2 separate regions of the Homo sapiens genome follow, and region 2 is linked to region 1. A link is an interaction called in ENCODE POLR2A ChIA-PET data of the cell type or tissue named here. Cell type or tissue: Panc1. All regions are shown on one strand. Each heading gives the region's core, and the rest is flanking DNA. Links, peaks and the distances in the headings are about the cores only. Region 1 holds the start of IMPDH2 (inosine monophosphate dehydrogenase 2). Region 2 overlaps RHOA (ras homolog family member A).

Region 1 (8,280 bases), core at 281-8,280:
GCTTTTTAGAGACAGTTGAGATGAGAGAAGACTTGGTAAGGGCAAACGGGCGTGCATGCCAGTTCTTTGGGTCCTGGACCACCTTTGAAAATATGCAAAGCTCTGTACACTCTCAGAGAATTATGCATATATGCAGAGTTTGGTTTATAGTTTTCTGTACTTCACTGTCTCTGAGGGCAGTCTTTTTGCCCTGTGTTAGCCTTGGATTAGAGGGTAACAACAATCATGTAAGGCTGTGGTTCTCAAGTGTGGTGTTAGAAGTGCTCATCATCAGGTTCCACCTCAGAAACAGATTGGGACCCAGCTATCTGTGTTTTAAGAAGCTTTCCAGATGATTTTTGCCACACTTTAGGGAGAGTCCCCTGATGAAATTTATACTCCTGTGTGGTCCTTATGCTTCACACATCCCATATTGTACCTTTGAGAGACCACCTGCCATCCTCTTGTTGTGACAGTACTCTATTCCTCCTAGGCTATGTCTTGCCCAGCCACGTGACTGAGGAGATGCTATGGGAGTGCAAGCAGCTTGGGGCTCACTCCCCCTCCACCTTGCTGACCACCCTCATGTTCTTTAATACCAAGTAAGTGTTCTAGAGGCTCCACTGCTGGCATCTGTCCAGTGAAGAGTGTGGAAGCTATCCAAGAGGCCTTCTGAATTCCTCTGACATATATTTGAGAAACTGGGCTACTGAAAGCCCTAACCCCACTTGGCTGCATTTTATTTGGTAACCAGTGAGGCAAACACCCTTGCCAGACCCCTACCATCCATCTTGATGTGGTTCCTGCACTGGACACTGCTTGGGTACGGGCCTGCCCAGATCTTGGGAATGTGGGCAGTGGCTCCTCTGAAGCACCAGTGGGCAGAGGATGAGTCATGGTATCCTCCCGGCACCCCTCCCTCTGCCTTGCATTTTACTTGTGATCCAGGTACTTCCTATTGAAGACAGTGGACCAGCACATGAAGCTGGCCTTCTCCAAGGTCTTGCGACAGACAAAGAAGAACCCCTCTAATCCCAAGGATAAAAGCACGAGTATCCGGTACTTGAAGGCCCTTGGAATACACCAGACTGGCCAGAAAGGTAGGGAAAGGAGGCAGGGATGGCAAAAACAGGTGCTACTTGTCCTGCCCTGTCCTGCCCTTGTGCCTGTGAGGCTAGTGATAAGTGTAAAGGTTGGGATTTGCTGGATAAAATTCTCCACTCCCTTCTCCCCAGCCAAAAATTCCAAACTTTCCTCCTAGAAGCAGAGAAGCCCCAGACAGAATAGCTGCCTCTTCCCTTAGTAGTCACTGCCCATGCCTCATACCTTCCCTCCCCCGACCCTGTATTTCCTAGTTGGGCTGGCTGAAAGCCTAAGTTTCCTGATCTGGGCCTGAGGTAAGGCAGTCTGATGCCAGGTCTGTGGTGGTGGGGATGTGTGTTTTATAGTTACAGATGACATGTATGCAGAACAGACGGAAAATCCAGAGAATCCATTGAGATGTCCCATCAAGCTCTATGATTTCTACCTCTTCAAATGGTGAGGCTTTATTGTGACTTGCTGTCCATGTGTGCGCATGTGTGTGTATGCGTGTGCATGCTCACTTGTGTGATCACTTATCATAGGGGAGAGGCATTCTCTAGTCCCAAACCAAGTAAAAACACTTCCAGAAAGCTAAATTTAGAAGCAGCCTTGCTCTGGCTTTCCAAAGGTGTGTGATGTGCCTAGCACTGATAGAAAAAGGGGTCCCGGGTCCCTACAGTCACCTTTCATGAAAAGGGTATGAAGGTACAGAGAATCTACCTTCATCACATATTGAGCATGGCCCTGCTTCCTGACCTTGACCTTTTGTCACTGCCATCATTAATCTAGGTGAGACTCCTCTCAGCTTTTTCTCCCTTTTGCCCCTTCAATGGTTTCTCATTACATAGTAATTCTTTTATGGCAGACAACTCCTTTGATGCACTCCCCCTTGCTAACCTCATGTCTGTGGAGCTCTTAGTTCCCTAGCCACACTAGCTCCTCTCCACTCAAGGACATCATATTATGCCTCTTCTCAACTTAAACACAGCTTATCAGGGAAGCATTTCCAGATTCCCCACCTCTTCCCTGTGACTGTTTCCTCGGTAGCACTTATCACTGTTTTTTATTTTGTATTTGTTTAACTTTAATTGCTACCTGTGTCCCCTCCTATCTGTAAGCTCCATGGGTAGGAAATACTTTTCCTGCCCATTTTTTTAAATATCAGCACCTAGTGCTGACCTGGCACTAGTAACCCTTGAATAAATCTTGAATGGATGGATGAATAACTGTTAGAGGATACAGCATGCCAAGTACTTAATAGAGGTACAGCACAGTTCGGGGGAGGGGGGTGAACCCAAGTTTAGGGCCCCACTGTAATGGCCATCATTATTGGGTAGAAAACACAACATGAGGCTGGGCACCGTGGCTCACGCCTGTAATCCAAGCACTTTGGGAGGCCAAGGTGGGTGGATCACCTGAGGTCAGGAGTTCGAGACCAGCCTGGCCAACATGGAAAAACCCCATCTCTACTAAAAAATACAAAAATTAGCTGGGCTTGGTGGCTCGTGCCTATGGTTCCAGCTACTCCAGAGGCTGAGGCAGGAGAATCGCTTCAACCAAGGGGGCGGAGGTTGCAGTGAGCTGAGATCACCTCACTGCACTCCAGCCTGGAGACAAGACGCCATCTCAAAAAAAAAAAAAAAAAAAGCGCAAAGACTTGGAGATAGACGCTTTGAGCAGTGAAGCTGGCTTCAAGTAGGATAAGGATAGACTCACATGAGTCCATGAGAGCCCTAGGCTGGTGCAGTCAGTGATGGATCACAGCTGGTTTGTGGGAAGGAGGGGCAGAGGGGAAGTAACCCAACATTTGGGGGATTTGCAGTAGTCCCAAAGGAGGACCAGGATGTAGTGTGTGGTGGCTGCATGGAATTCAGTAGCTGTGCCACAATAACTTGGGGCCTTACTGTTTGCAGACAGCATCTGTCTGGGAAGTTCAGGGTGGGAGGGTTGAAGTTATATTGGTGGTACCCAACTTTTATCCGCATATTCTTCAGCCCCCAGAGTGTGAAAGGCCGGAATGACACCTTTTACCTGACACCTGAGCCAGTGGTGGCCCCCAACAGCCCAATCTGGTACTCAGTCCAGCCTATCAGCAGAGAGCAGATGGGACAAATGCTGACGCGGATCCTGGTGATAAGAGAAATTCAGGAGGCCATCGCAGTGGCCAATGCAAGCACTATGCACTGAGATGCCTTGGCCATGGCACAAGAGAAACCAGCCAGGAAAAACCAGACAGACTTTCACACTAAAGAAGAGGCCTCCATTTTTTTTTTTCTTTTTTTTATTGGTGTAGTTACGAAGCCTTTCAGGCTGCTTCTGTTTAAAATATAAAAGAAAACTTTGCCCCCTTTGCATCTTCATAAACCTGCTGCGGCAGACTCCTCAGCCGATGGTGGCTCTGGGTTTCCTTGAGTGTCATATGTCCTAGAAAGTTGCTGGCTGACTCTTTTTTGTCTGGGGCCTGGGGAAAGGGCTTGGACTGTGAAAAGAAATGTGGCCCCTTTCCATCTTCAAGAGAGATGGAATTAATGATGGATGGACCCTGGAGGGAATCTCCCCAGCCGACTTCCACTGGGCTGACAGACTTTGCTGACCACAGGGGAACGATGTTCTTTTCTTTCTTCATGATCAGACATAAACTTAGCATCTTAATGGAAGAAAAATGAGGGGAACTTCAATTATGATTTATTAAAGACAATTTCTATTACACCCTCCTTTATGACAAGTGACATTTTAGATGTAAAAGTAAAAACTTTACCATGCCTTTTTTTTTTTTGTTGGCCTAACATTGAGGCCTTAAAACCTGAGGCTCCTGTGCCTGATGGAATTCTTGTAACATACACTTGTGTATCATATAAAGATACCACTCTGTTTCTCTTATGTATTCTTACTCTAGTTGTTTATTAAGAATGACAAGCACGTCTTTTCAACATGTTAGTGAACAACGTCTCTTTATTTTGGGGAGGAGCCCGGCGGGACAGTAGAAGTAAACCCTTGCCTGTTAATTGAACTGGCCGAGGTCCTGCGGGGAGTGTGGGGTGGGACGTGAAGTGGCAGCTCCTCAGTGACAAGGCCACTATGTGCTATACGCATGCGCTGTTTCTTCAGCGCCAGCTCCGCCCCCGCCGCAGCGAGGCGGGTAGGTTCCGCCCGCGCGCACTACGCCCTGACGTCAGCGTCGCGCGCAGCGCAGTGACGAAATCGGCTGGTTTATATTGGCGCGGCCCAGACGGCAGAGGTCTCTGCGGCGCGGTCCTCGGAGACACGCGGCGGTGTCCTGTGTTGGCCATGGCCGACTACCTGATTAGTGGGGGCACGTCCTACGTGCCAGACGACGGACTCACAGCACAGCAGCTCTTCAACTGCGGAGACGGCCTCACCTACAAGTGCGGGCCTATGGGGCTCACCTGGGCGAAGAGAGGGGCGGCACCCTGGGGAAAAGGCCAGATGGGGGCTTCCGAGAGCCGCCTTGGGCGTGGGCGTGGGGGACAGGTTTCGGGAATTGGCCACCCACCTCCGGGGCTCACTTTGAGACATCTGGAGCGGTGCTTGGGGTACGGAGAAGCATCTCAGTAGTGCTTGGAATCTCAGGCCGGAGATTCCATGCTCCAGACACATGGAATTGTCAGGGTGCCAGGAGCACTGATGACAGCTCGGTGGCAGAAAAGGTCCCCTGTACCCATTTCCACCTTGTGCTGTGCCTGTGACACACAGACTCTGTCAGTGCCACTCTCTGCTCACATGCGTTACGGGTTGATTGGTACATGGGGATGGAGTCTCATGCTGCCCTAAGCTGAGAGCTTTACTCCCAATTCACTCCCTTCCCTCGCAGTGACTTTCTCATTCTCCCTGGGTACATCGACTTCACTGCAGACCAGGTGGTGAGTATGATCAGGAATTGGGTCCTGAACATCAAGGTGAGCTAAGGTGCTACTATCACCTGGTCTCTGGGCTAACTCACCAGATTGGGCTTGGGGGTGGATTTTATAGGATCATGTTGCTTGTTAGCATGCAGGTCATACAAAAGTGCCTTTTTGTGGGGGACTCAGTAACACCTTGAGGTGTAAGGGATGCTTTCCCACACTGGTTGACGTTTGTCTCCTCAGGACCTGACTTCTGCTCTGACCAAGAAAATCACTCTTAAGACCCCACTGGTTTCCTCTCCCATGGACACAGTCACAGAGGCTGGGATGGCCATAGCAATGGCGGTGAGCCCCATGGGGTGTGGGGGAAGGAGCAAGGACTCCATCGCCTTTCCCCAAAGGCATTCAGTCCTGCTTCTTGTCACTTAGTAGTAGTCTCTTTTTATCCTGTAGCTTACAGGCGGTATTGGCTTCATCCACCACAACTGTACACCTGAATTCCAGGCCAATGAAGTTCGGAAAGTGAAGGTCAGAAGGGCAACGATCATTAGCAAGCGCTCCTGGGAATTGCACTGAGGTGGGGTGGGGTGGGAGTAGGGGTTTATTCTAATTTAGTATTCTTTCTTCCCACCATGGGGTTCAGTTACTGAGAAGACCCTGAGATTCTGTTTCTTAAAGCAGCAGCAATAGACCAGGTGTACAGTGCCTCCAGCCTACCCATGTCTCTAAGATGTGTTGGTGTGATTTGGTCTTGTGGCACTGCCAAAGGGATCGATAAGCAGAGACCCCATGCTTCAGATCAAGAGCCTGATGAAAGTAGTTCAAAGATGCGATGCCCTTTCTCACCATCCCTTTCCAGAAATATGAACAGGGATTCATCACAGACCCTGTGGTCCTCAGCCCCAAGGATCGCGTGCGGGATGTTTTTGAGGCCAAGGCCCGGCATGGTTTCTGCGGTATCCCAATCACAGACACAGGCCGGATGGGGAGCCGCTTGGTGGGCATCATCTCCTCCAGGGACATTGATTTTCTCAAAGAGGAGGAACATGACTGTTTCTTGGAAGAGGTGGGTGCCACTGGCAGAGTAGATCCAAGCTCTAGCAGCCCAGGTTGAAGACAAGGGGCTTCTGTTGTCTAAGACATCTCTGATAGCCTCTTCTCTCTGGGAAAGGAGTGTCAAACCAAGTTTCTGACTCCTTTATTGGGTTCCTGCATCCTTTCCCCACCAGAGGCTTTCAAACTGCCCAAATGCTTGCTAGTATTCATGCTTTGTTCTTTTAAACCCCTAAGGTAGGGGCAGTGCTTGAGGTCTGCCCTGATTTTCTTGCCATTGTTCCTGTGTTGTCCTCCTTATTCCATAGTGTAAGAGGGTGCTCCCTGTGCCATGTTGTCCTTTCTACTCATCCCTCACTCAATACCATACTGCTAAGAATTATTGGGATCCCTTGAGGAAGGGTGTTTTGGGTGTGAATGTATGAACGTGGTGGTCCATAGAACTTCACCCCTGTAATCTCAGTACTTTGGGAGACTGAGGCAGGCAAATCATGAGGTTAGGAGTTTGAGACCAGCCTGGCCAACATGGTGAAACCCCGTCTCTACTAAAAATACAAAAAATTAGTTGGGTGTGGTGGCGCGTGCCTCTGAGCTCAGCTACTTGGGAAGGAAAGAAAAGAGTTAACTGGTCATAGTCGATGACTGGCCCTTCTTCACATCTCACCTCCCACGTAGATAATGACAAAGAGGGAAGACTTGGTGGTAGCCCCTGCAGGCATCACACTGAAGGAGGCAAATGAAATTCTGCAGCGCAGCAAGAAGGGTAAGTCCTAGAGCTGGGAAAGGGCCTGGAACTAATGCCTAGGGTCCTGATTCATGTCCTGCCCTGACCACAGGAAAGTTGCCCATTGTAAATGAAGATGATGAGCTTGTGGCCATCATTGCCCGGACAGACCTGAAGAAGAATCGGGACTACCCACTAGCCTCCAAAGATGCCAAGAAACAGCTGCTGTGTGGGGCAGCCATTGGCACTCATGAGGATGACAAGTATAGGCTGGACTTGCTCGCCCAGGCTGGTGTGGATGTAGTGGTTTTGGTGAGCTGCTACACAGGTGGGTTGGGGCAATAGGGGCAGCTGCCACATCACAGTCTGAGACTTACTTCTTGTCCTAGGACTCTTCCCAGGGAAATTCCATCTTCCAGATCAATATGATCAAGTACATCAAAGACAAATACCCTAATCTCCAAGTCATTGGAGGCAATGGTAAGGCAAGATTGTGCCCTGAAGGATGTGTGGTGGGAGTGGGTAAGCTGGGCTCCCACCTTAACCTTCACATGAGCATTTTCCTTTCCTTCACCATAGTGGTCACTGCTGCCCAGGCCAAGAACCTCATTGATGCAGGTGTGGATGCCCTGCGGGTGGGCATGGGAAGTGGCTCCATCTGCATTACGCAGGAAGGTAAGAATATACTTTGATAGGGCCCACAGAGACCCCAGTTTCAGGCCCCACATACCTTGGAACCAAGCACTCTTATGGGGACAATAGAGCCCTCCAATAGGGGCAACCCTGGGGCCAAATTGGCCTCTTGGATGGGTGACATGGCTGGAAGCAAGACAAGGTCTTGTCATCCATCACCTGCCACTCCCTTGCCTAGCCTGGCCTTCTTGCTCCTGCTCTGCACCTTCTCTAAACTCTGGTCTGTTTGTTTTATTTAGTGGCTCCCAAGATCCCTCCAGACATAAAGTCCCACAGCCCCAAATGCCCTTCTACTGTCACGGGTTGCTATAGTAAGTCCAGCCCGGCCCACTGGCCCGGCCCAGCTGCCCACTGCCCGGCTGCTTGGTTGACGTAGCTGTAGCTCCCGGGGTTTGTGGTGCTGATGGGTGGGCAAGGCCAACTGATACACAGACCATGGTTTGGGGGTGGTGCTCAAGAACATAGCTCCCTCTTCCTTCTGGGGTGCTGATAGGGCAGGACCTTCTTCCCTAGGCAGGACCTTTTCTGCCCACATCTTCTGCAGTAGGCATAGTTCAGGGACCAACTCCTTTGTGTGGTCCTTGCTCTCCCACACAACCACTGCCTGCTCCACACAACCACAGCCTGCTCTCCTACACAACCACTGCCCTTATCTTGCCTGAGCTGCCCACCATTCAGGGAGGAAGGGCTGGGCCTGACCTCAGTGCCTCTGGGGACTAACTGCACGGTGACTCCTGCCCCATCTGATACCAGCTGGACGGGGGCTTTCCCGGCTGCTAAGACTGCATGTGCCTGAGGCTGCCCTGGGCACTGCACACATGCACGTGCACATGTGGGGGTGAGTAGAGGTCAGCACAGCTGTTTGTACTATTTAAGGCAGATGTG
Region 2 (8,329 bases), core at 196-8,195, 360 kb before region 1:
AACTACACGTGTGTACTACCACACCTGGCTAATTTTTGTATTTCTTTTTTTTTTTTTTTGAGACGGCGTTGCTCTGTCACCCAGACTGGAGTGCAGTGGTGCGATCTCGGCTCACTGCAACCTCTGCCTCCCGGGTACAAGCGGTTCTCCTGCCTCATCCTCCCAAGTAGCTGGGACTACAGGTGCATGCCACCACGCCTGGCTAGTTTTTTGTATTTTTAGTAGAGACGGGGTTTCACCGTGTTAGCCAGGGTGGTCTCGATCTCCTGACCTCGTGATCCTCCTGCCTCAGCCTCCCAAAGTGCTGGGATTACAGGCATGAGCCACTGCATCCAGCCTAATTTTTGTATTTTTAGTAGAGACGGGGTTTCACCACGTTGGCCAGGCTGGTCTCGAACTCCTGACCTCAAGTAATCTGCCCGCCTCAGCTTCCCAGAATGCTGAGATTATAGGGGAGAGCCACCACACCTGGCCCCGTACTCTTTTATATTAATATCCATGACGCCTTTTACCTTTTCTGAAATAGATTTTTTCAGTTTCTCTACTGTCACTCTATCAAAATTTGTAAATTTTCCTTGGAATATTAGACAGAGGATTAAGCCACGTGTTTTTCCAGTCCAACTTTTGTTACATCTGTATTTTCCTTTTACATGTTGACTGGTTCAAACTGGCTAGCATCCCAAGTAAGGTGTGAATTAAATCCTGACATGGGGCTGGGCGTGGTGGCTCATACCTGTAATACCAGCACTTTGAGAGGCCAAGGCAGGCGAATTACCTGTGGTCAGGAGTTCAAGACTAGTCTGGCCAACATGGTGAACCCGTCTCTACAAAAAATACAAAAATTAAGGCTGGGTGCAGTGGCTCACGCCTGTAATCCCAGCATTTTGGGAGGCCGAGGCAGGTGGATCACAAGGTCAGGAGTTCAAGACCAGCCTGGCCAAGATGTTCCCCGTCTCTACTAAAACTACAAAAATTAGCTGGGCGTGGTGGCGGGTGCCTGTAGTCCCAGCTACTCAGAAGGCTGGGACACAAGAATCGCTTGAACCCGGGAGGTGGAGGCTGCAGTGAGCTGAGATTGTGCCACTGCATTCCAGCCTGGGTGACAGAGTGAGACTCCATCTTAAAGAAAAAAAAAAAATTCCTGACAACGGACTGTCAAAGCTATTTGCTTCTCACAGTCTGTGGGTATTATAGATGGACGGGGACCCGCCAATAAAGGAGGGGAAGGCTCCTTTTGTGAAACTGATTTGCTTCTGTCTTCTAAATCAGTATGTGTACTTGGGCCTACTAATCAAGTCTTACTGTTTTGTCTGTAACTTTTTTTTTTTTTTTTTTTTTGAGGTGGAGTCTCACTCTGTTGCCCAGGCTGGAGTGCAGTGGCACCATCTCGGCTCACTGCAAGCTCCACCTCCTGGGTTCATGCCATTTTTCTGCCTCAGCCTCCCAAGTAGCTGGGACTACAGGCACCTGCCACCACGCCCGGCTAATTTTTTGTGTGTGTGGTAGAGACTGGGATTCACTGTGTTAGGATGGTGTCAATATCCTGACCTCGTGATCCGCCTGCCTCGGCCTCCCAAAGTGCTGGGATTACAGGCGTAAGCCACCGCGCCCGGCTTCTGTAACTTTTATTTATTGTAAGTTGTTAGCTATTGGAATTCTGGACAGAACAGAGCTCCTGAGTCTGTTCACTGCTGTAAGAAGTAAGAAGTGTCATGACTCTTTTTCAGCAGAGGAATTAGTCTATTAATGACATGTGGCTGGAAATAGACCTGCCGCTCAGAACCTGTTCTGGAGTTAAGTCCTTCCAAGATGGGCCTAGGGAATCTGAGAAGCACAGCAGGTTCCTCTCAGCAAGTGCTGCTGAACCCCAAACTAAGCTCACACATTCTTCTTGGGTTCTGCCTGGAGAGTCCCTATTAGCCTCATCCCTAAGCAACCACTATGCTCCTTTTTTTTTTTGGAGATGGAGTCTCGCTTTGTCGCCCAGGCTGGAGCGCAATGTCACAATCTTCACTCACTGCAAGCTCAGCCCCCCGAGTAGCTGGGATTACAGGTGGACGCCACCAGGCCTGGCTGATTTTTTTTTTTGTATTTTTGTAGAGATGGGGTTTCACCAGGTTGGCCAGGTTGGTCTTGAACTCCTGACTTCAGGTGTTCCACCCGCCTCGGCCTCCCAAAGTGCTGGGATTACAGGCGTGAGCTACCACGCCCAGCAGCTGCTTTCTGTCTCTGTAGATTTACCTATTCTGGATATTTCATACAAATATGGTATGAAACATGTGGTTCTTTGTGACTGGTTTCTTTTACTGAGCATAGTATTTTCAAGATTCATCCATGTTGTAGCATGTTTCAGTACAGTACTGTACTTCGTTCCTTATTGTTGCTGAGTAGTACTCCACTGTATGGCTATAACACATGGTTAGATATGTAGCTTAGATAGGATTGTTTTGTTAATTAAAAGCTAATGAACAAAGATTTCAAAGTGTGAGATATTAGTCATTAGTAGGCTGGCCATTGAACAGCTCCACATTTCAAAATGTGAGATACTAAATTAGTTATTAGTGGGCTGGCCCATTGAACAGCTCCAGAAGGCCTTCAGGAAGTTGTCCAGACAAATGTGAGTAAGCATCATGGTCACACAAATGTGAGAAAATTACCAAAGACTGCTATGTGAAATGCGGAGAGTTGCTCATTAATGCATGGTTTTAATTTACCTACTGAAGCATAGTCAGTAGCCACTGTAGCATCTGAAGAACATATGATGGACACACCACTCCCACACTCAGCACCCAGATAAGCAAGGCAGGCAGCAATGCAGATGAGCTATAGTTATCCCAGGAAATCACTTTGACTTGTAAAGTGTGAAAAGGACTGGCCTTCACCTATCATTCTTTCTATAGCAGAGCTCCCTAAAGCTCAGAAAGCCACAGCTGGCTGGATGTCATGGCTCCACCTATTATAATCCCACCACTTTGGAAGACAGAGGCGGGTGGGTCACTTAAGCCCAGGAGTTCATCACTGAGCCCAGGAGTTTGAGACCAGCCTGGGCAACATGGCAAAACCCCGTCTCCACACACACACCCACACAAATAGAAAAAAATTTAGTCGGGAATGGTGGCACACACCTATAGTCCCAGCTACTCGGGAAGCTGAGGTGGGAGGGTCACCTGAGCCCAGGAGTTTGACGCTGCAGTGAGCCTTGATGACAGCACTGCACTCCAGCCTGGGCAACAGAGTGAGACCTTGTCTCCAGGAAAAAAAAAAAAAGAGAAAGCCATCCCCTTCCTTGACATCATCTGTAATGAGTAAACAGACATTAAAACAGTAAGAGTAAACAGGTGTAAGACATGCTAGAACCAAAGAACCAAGAGTTGATGATTTCAGAGTGACTCAAACATATGTGACATTGTTATTATTTCTTCCTCTGGTGTGTACAGAAAAAAGATACACACATCTAAAAGAAATGTATGCAAAAACATCATAAAAGCATAGAAAACAAACATAATAGGGTTTTTTTTTTTGTTTTTTTTTTTTGAGACCTGGAGTCTCGCTCTGTCCCCCGGGCTGGGGTGCAGTGGTGTGATCTCACTGCAACCTCTGCTCCCGGGTTCACACCATTCTCCTACCTCAGCCTCCTGAGTAGCTGGAACTACAGGTGCCCGCCACCACGCCTGGCTAATTTTTTTTGTATTTTTAGTAGAGACGGGGTTTCACCGTGTTAGCCAGGATGGTCTCTATGCTGACCTCGTGATCTGCCCACCTTGGGCCTCCCAAAGTGCTGGGATTACAGGCATGAGCCACCGCGCCCGACCCTTTTTTTTTTTTTCCCCCGAGATGGAGTCTCGCTCTGTCACCTAGGCTGGAGTGCAATGGCACGATCTCGGCTCATTGCAACCTCTGCTTCTCAGGTTCAAGCAATTTTCCTGCCTCAGCCTCCCAAGTAGCTGGGACTACAGGTGCGTGCCACCATGCCTGGCTAATTTTTTGTATTTTTAGTAGAGATGGGGTTTCACCATATTAGCCAGGATGGTCTCAATTTCCTGACCTCATGATCCGCCCGCCTCGGCCTCCCAAAGTGCTGGGATTACAGGTGTGAGCCACCACGCCCGGCCTGTTTTTTTTTTTTTTTTTTTTTTTTTTTTTTTTTTTTTTTTTTTGAGACGGAGTTTCTCTCTTGTTGCCCAGGCTGGAGTGGAATGGCGTGATCTCGGCTCACTGCAACCTCCGCCTCCCAGGTTCAAGCGGTTCTCCTGCCTCAGCCTCCTGAGTAGCTGGGATTACAGGCACCCGCCACCATGCCTGGCTAATTTTTTTTTGTATTTTTAGTAGAGACGGGATTTTGCCATGTTGGCCAGACTGGTCTCGATTTCCTGACGTCAGGTGATCCATTTGCCTCGGCCTCCCAAAGTGCTGGGATTACAGGCGTGAGCTGCCACGCCCGGTCATGTAACAGTTTTAAAAAGCCCATACGGTCATACTGAATATAGACATAGACAGAGTTAATCAAATACATCAGAGACTGAGTTTGTGAAGTTAAGGAAAAATATTCAAACTAGTTAATCGCCCTAAGTTGCATATTAATTAATCGAGTCTTTCAGTGTCACCAAGGTTTGCCTGAGTAGGCAAAGGAGAATAATACGCTAAAGCTGTAGAATCACTTCTCTTGACACGGGGAAGGAAGGAGGGTAAGACAGTGGAATGTTTAGAAATGTGTACTCTGAAACGGATTGCTTAATTTACTTCAGTGTCCAATTCTGCCTCTTACTGGCTAGCAGTGCGACTGACGTTGAACAAATTAGCCTTTCCATACTCAGTTTCTTCATTTGTAAATGAGAGTATTAGAACTTACAGGAGGACTGTTGCGAGGATTGTTTGTTTAAAGTTTATAACTGCATTATTTGTTAGCTGTTTCTTATATTTTTCCTCTTCTACAAAGTAGTGGTGGGAGACAAGGCTTCCCTACATTTAGTTTGATGCCTGTGGTTCTAAGTATAAGGAGAAAACGGAAGGGAGGAAAGAGGAAGTAAAAAAATGAAAGATGACCTAAATAAATGGAAAGGCGTCCATGTTCATATGTCAGAAGACTTAACATTGTAAAGATGACAGTACTCCCCAAATCGATCTGTAGATTCAGTGTAATTCCTATCAAAATTCCAGCTGGCTTTTTTGCAGAAATTGACAAACTGTTACTAAAATACATACCAAAATTCAGGGGACCCAGAATAACCAAAATAATCTTGGAAAAAAACAAAGCTGGAGGACTCACACCTCCAGATTTTAAAACTTACTGCAAAGCAACAGTAATCAAGACTGTGGTACTAGTATAAAGGTGGACAATATAGACCAATGGAATAGGATTAATCCAAAGTAAACCCTCAGTTGCTAATTAGTTGATTTCTCAAGTGTGCCAGGACCATCCAGTTGGGGGGAAAATAGTCTTTTCAGTAAATAATGCTGAGGTGACTAGATTTCCAAATGAAAAAGAATGAAGTTGGACCCCTTACCTCATATCATGTATGAAAATTAACTCAAAATGAATCAAAGGCCTAAAGTGTAAGACTTAAAACTATAGAAAGAAGCATATATATTTTTTTTACGACCTTGAATTTGGCTGTGGTATTTTAGATATGCCACCAAACCATCAGTAACCAAAGGGAAAAATAGATAAATTTGACTTCAACAAAATAAAAAACGTTGTGCCCCAAAGGGCATCATCAAAAAAATAAAAAAAACAACTGAGTTTAAAAATGGGCAATGGGGGCTGGGTGCGGTGGCTCATTGCTGTAATCCTAGCACTTTGGGAGGCCGAGGCAAGTGGATCACCTGAGGTCAGGAGTTTGAGACCAGCCTGGTCAACATGGTAAAACCCCGTCTCTACTAAAAATAAAAAAATTAGCCAGGCGTGGTGGCAGACGCCTCCCAGCTATTTGGGAGGCTGAGGCAGGAGAATTGCTTGAACCTGGGAGGCGGAGGTTGCAGTGAGCCAAGATCGCGCCACTGCACTCCAGCCTGGGCGACAGAGTAAGACTCTGTCTCAGAAAAAAAAAAAAAAAGGTAGGGGGGCAATGGACCAGGCGCAGTGGCTCACCCCTGTAGTCCCAACACTTAGGGAGCCAACACGGGAGAATCACTTGAGGCTAGGAGTTTGAGACTAGCCAGGGCAACACAGCAAGACCCTGTCTCTACATAAAAGATAATTAAATTTGTTTTTCCCCCGAGACAGTCTTGCTGTCACCCAGACTGGAGTGCAGTGGTGCCATCTCAGCTCACTGCAACCTCCGCCTCCCAGGTTCAAACAATTCTCCTGCCTCAGCCTCCCGAGTAGCTGGGATTACAGGTGCCTGCCACCACGCTAGGCTAATTTTTGTGTTCATAGTAGAGAATGGTTTCACCATGTTGGCCAGGCTGCTGGTTTCGAACTCCTGACCTCAAGTGATCTGCCCATCTGAGCCTCCCAAAGTACTTGGATTACAGGCGTGAGCCACTGCACCCAGCCAAGATAATTAAATTTTTAGAAAGTGGGGGCATCACTTGAGCCCAGGAGTTTAAGACCATCCTGGGCAACATGGTGAAACTCCATCTTTACAAAAAAAACACAAAAATTAGCTGGGCGTGGTGTGTGTGCCTGTACTCCTAGCTACTTGGGAGACTGAAGTGGGAGGATTACCTGAGCCTGGGAGGTCAAGGTTGTGGTAAGCCATGATAACACCACCTCACTCCAGCCTGGATGACAGTGAGACCCTGTCTCAAAAAAAAAAAATTAAAAGTTGTAAAAGAAATACTGTTATTTGTGTATTGTTACTGGTGACTTAATTAGATATAACTGACTTTTGGTTAAATAAACCTCTACTCCAAACTTATAAGTTATTTCTGAGACTAAACCTAGCCTGGAAAATGACACGTCTGGGAGAGCTAAGCGTGATTTCCTTTCTTGACAAACCATGTACTTGTAAAGAATGCTGCATTATAGCAAAGTGGAAAGGAGAGATAATTCTGCAAAATTTCTCCTGCGTTTTTCAAGGAGAAAACAGCAAGTTTGATTTTCTGTGCTTGTACTTTTTACTTCTCAACTTCTGTGTATTGCCGCACTCCCAGTATCCCAGAAATCACTTAGGCTTTCATTTTGTCCGATAATCACTTGTAATTTTTGTCTTTGTCACCATTAGTGGCTAAATGATTTTATTCTTTTTCTGGGCCAAATGTTCTTTATCAGATATTTTTCTTTTTCTTTTCTTTCTTTTTTCTGAGACACAGTCTCACTCTGCCGCCCAGGCTGTAATGCAGTAGTGCAATCTCGGCTCACTGCAACCTCCACCTCCCAGGTTCAAGTGATTCTCGTGCCTCAGCCTTCCAAGTAGCTGGGATTACAGGCAGATGCCACCATGCCCGGCTAATTTTTGTATTTTCAGTAGAGACGGGGTTTTGCCATGTTTGCCAGGCTGGTCTCGAACTCCTGACCTCAAGTGATCCGCCTACCTCAGCCTCCCAAAGTGCTGGGATTATGGGCGTGAGCCACCGTGCCTGGCTGGACTAGGGTCTTTAAACGTGAATTCCCTCCCTATAAGCAAAGGTGGAGACAGAGTCTGGACATTCTAGGAAGGGAAGGCACAAACAGAATAGAAGACACATGCAGTAATCTCAGACACACCAGAGCACCCGGAAGGAATGGAGTGCAGGCTGAAAGTGCAGAGGGGAAGGTGGGGCTGGAGAGGGCCCAAGGACAGGCAATGATTTATTCCCCATCTATAAGGAAACTTTTCAAACCATAACAGAAGATTTAAGTCAATACTGGAACAAATATTGTGGGCATGTTGAACTATAAACAAAGCAAAGATAGCTCTTTTTTTTTTTTTTTGAGATGGATTCTCGCTCTATAGACCAGGCTGGAGTGCAGTGGTGTGATCTCAGCTCACTGCAAGCTCCACCTTCCGGGTTCACGCCATTCTCCTGCCTCAGCCTCCCGAGTAGCTGGGACTACAGGCGCCTGCCACCATGCCCGGCTAATTTTTTGTATTTTTAGTAGAAATGTTAGCCGGGATGGTCTCGATCTCCTGACCTCGTGATCTGCCCGCCTCGGCCTCCCAAAGTGCTGGAATTACAGGCGTGAGCCACCACACCTGGCCGAAAGAGATTATTTCTCAAGAATTGAATGTCTTCTAGGTAGGGTGCTACGCAAAGGTGGCAGCCTTTTCTTTTTCTTTTTCTTTTTTTTTTTCTGATACGATGGAGTTTTGCTCTTGTCGCCCAGGCTGGAGTGCAATGGCGCTAACTCGGCTCACTGCAACCTTTGCCTCCTGTGTTCAAGTGATTCTCCTGCCTCAGCATCTCA

The links. ChIA-PET counts read pairs that join two places held together with the same protein. Peaks named below come from ENCODE experiments on the same cell type or tissue, not always from the same donor. Only the 100,000 strongest peaks of a DNase experiment are listed, where the experiment ranks them.
Region 2: POLR2A ChIA-PET joins it to region 1 with 12 read pairs; 4 of 35 experiments call an interaction of 5 or more read pairs at or near these places.

What each region holds. Positions count from the first base shown.
Region 1 is chr3:49,025,421-49,033,700 of GRCh38, reverse strand. It overlaps IMPDH2 (inosine monophosphate dehydrogenase 2), which reads left to right and starts at 4,303. Exons shown (of 14, transcript NM_000884.3): 1 at 4,303-4,448; 2 at 4,895-4,943; 3 at 5,169-5,270; 4 at 5,379-5,453; 5 at 5,785-5,991; 6 at 6,654-6,741; 7 at 6,815-7,014; 8 at 7,092-7,182; 9 at 7,282-7,377. The coding sequence starts at 4,351. QRICH1 (glutamine rich 1) reads left to right here. Exons shown (of 10, transcript NM_198880.3): 7 at 473-581; 8 at 928-1,079; 9 at 1,428-1,518; 10 at 3,057-3,994. The coding sequence ends at 3,249. RefSeq lists enhancers at 4,303-4,512, 3,966-4,567, 4,568-5,170. In Panc1, for the core only: no CTCF peak of the experiment used is centred there; a DNase peak (open chromatin) is centred at 4,202; H3K4me3 peaks cover 1,156 bases; H3K27ac peaks cover 1,710 bases.
Region 2 is chr3:49,382,946-49,391,274 of GRCh38, reverse strand. The region is part of intron 1 of RHOA (ras homolog family member A); the gene reads left to right. Among named protein-coding and RNA genes, the nearest start is that of RHOA, 25 kb to the left of the region's middle. RefSeq lists enhancers at 1,774-2,543, 3,754-4,307, 4,308-4,862. In Panc1, for the core only: no CTCF peak of the experiment used is centred there; a DNase peak (open chromatin) is centred at 3,424.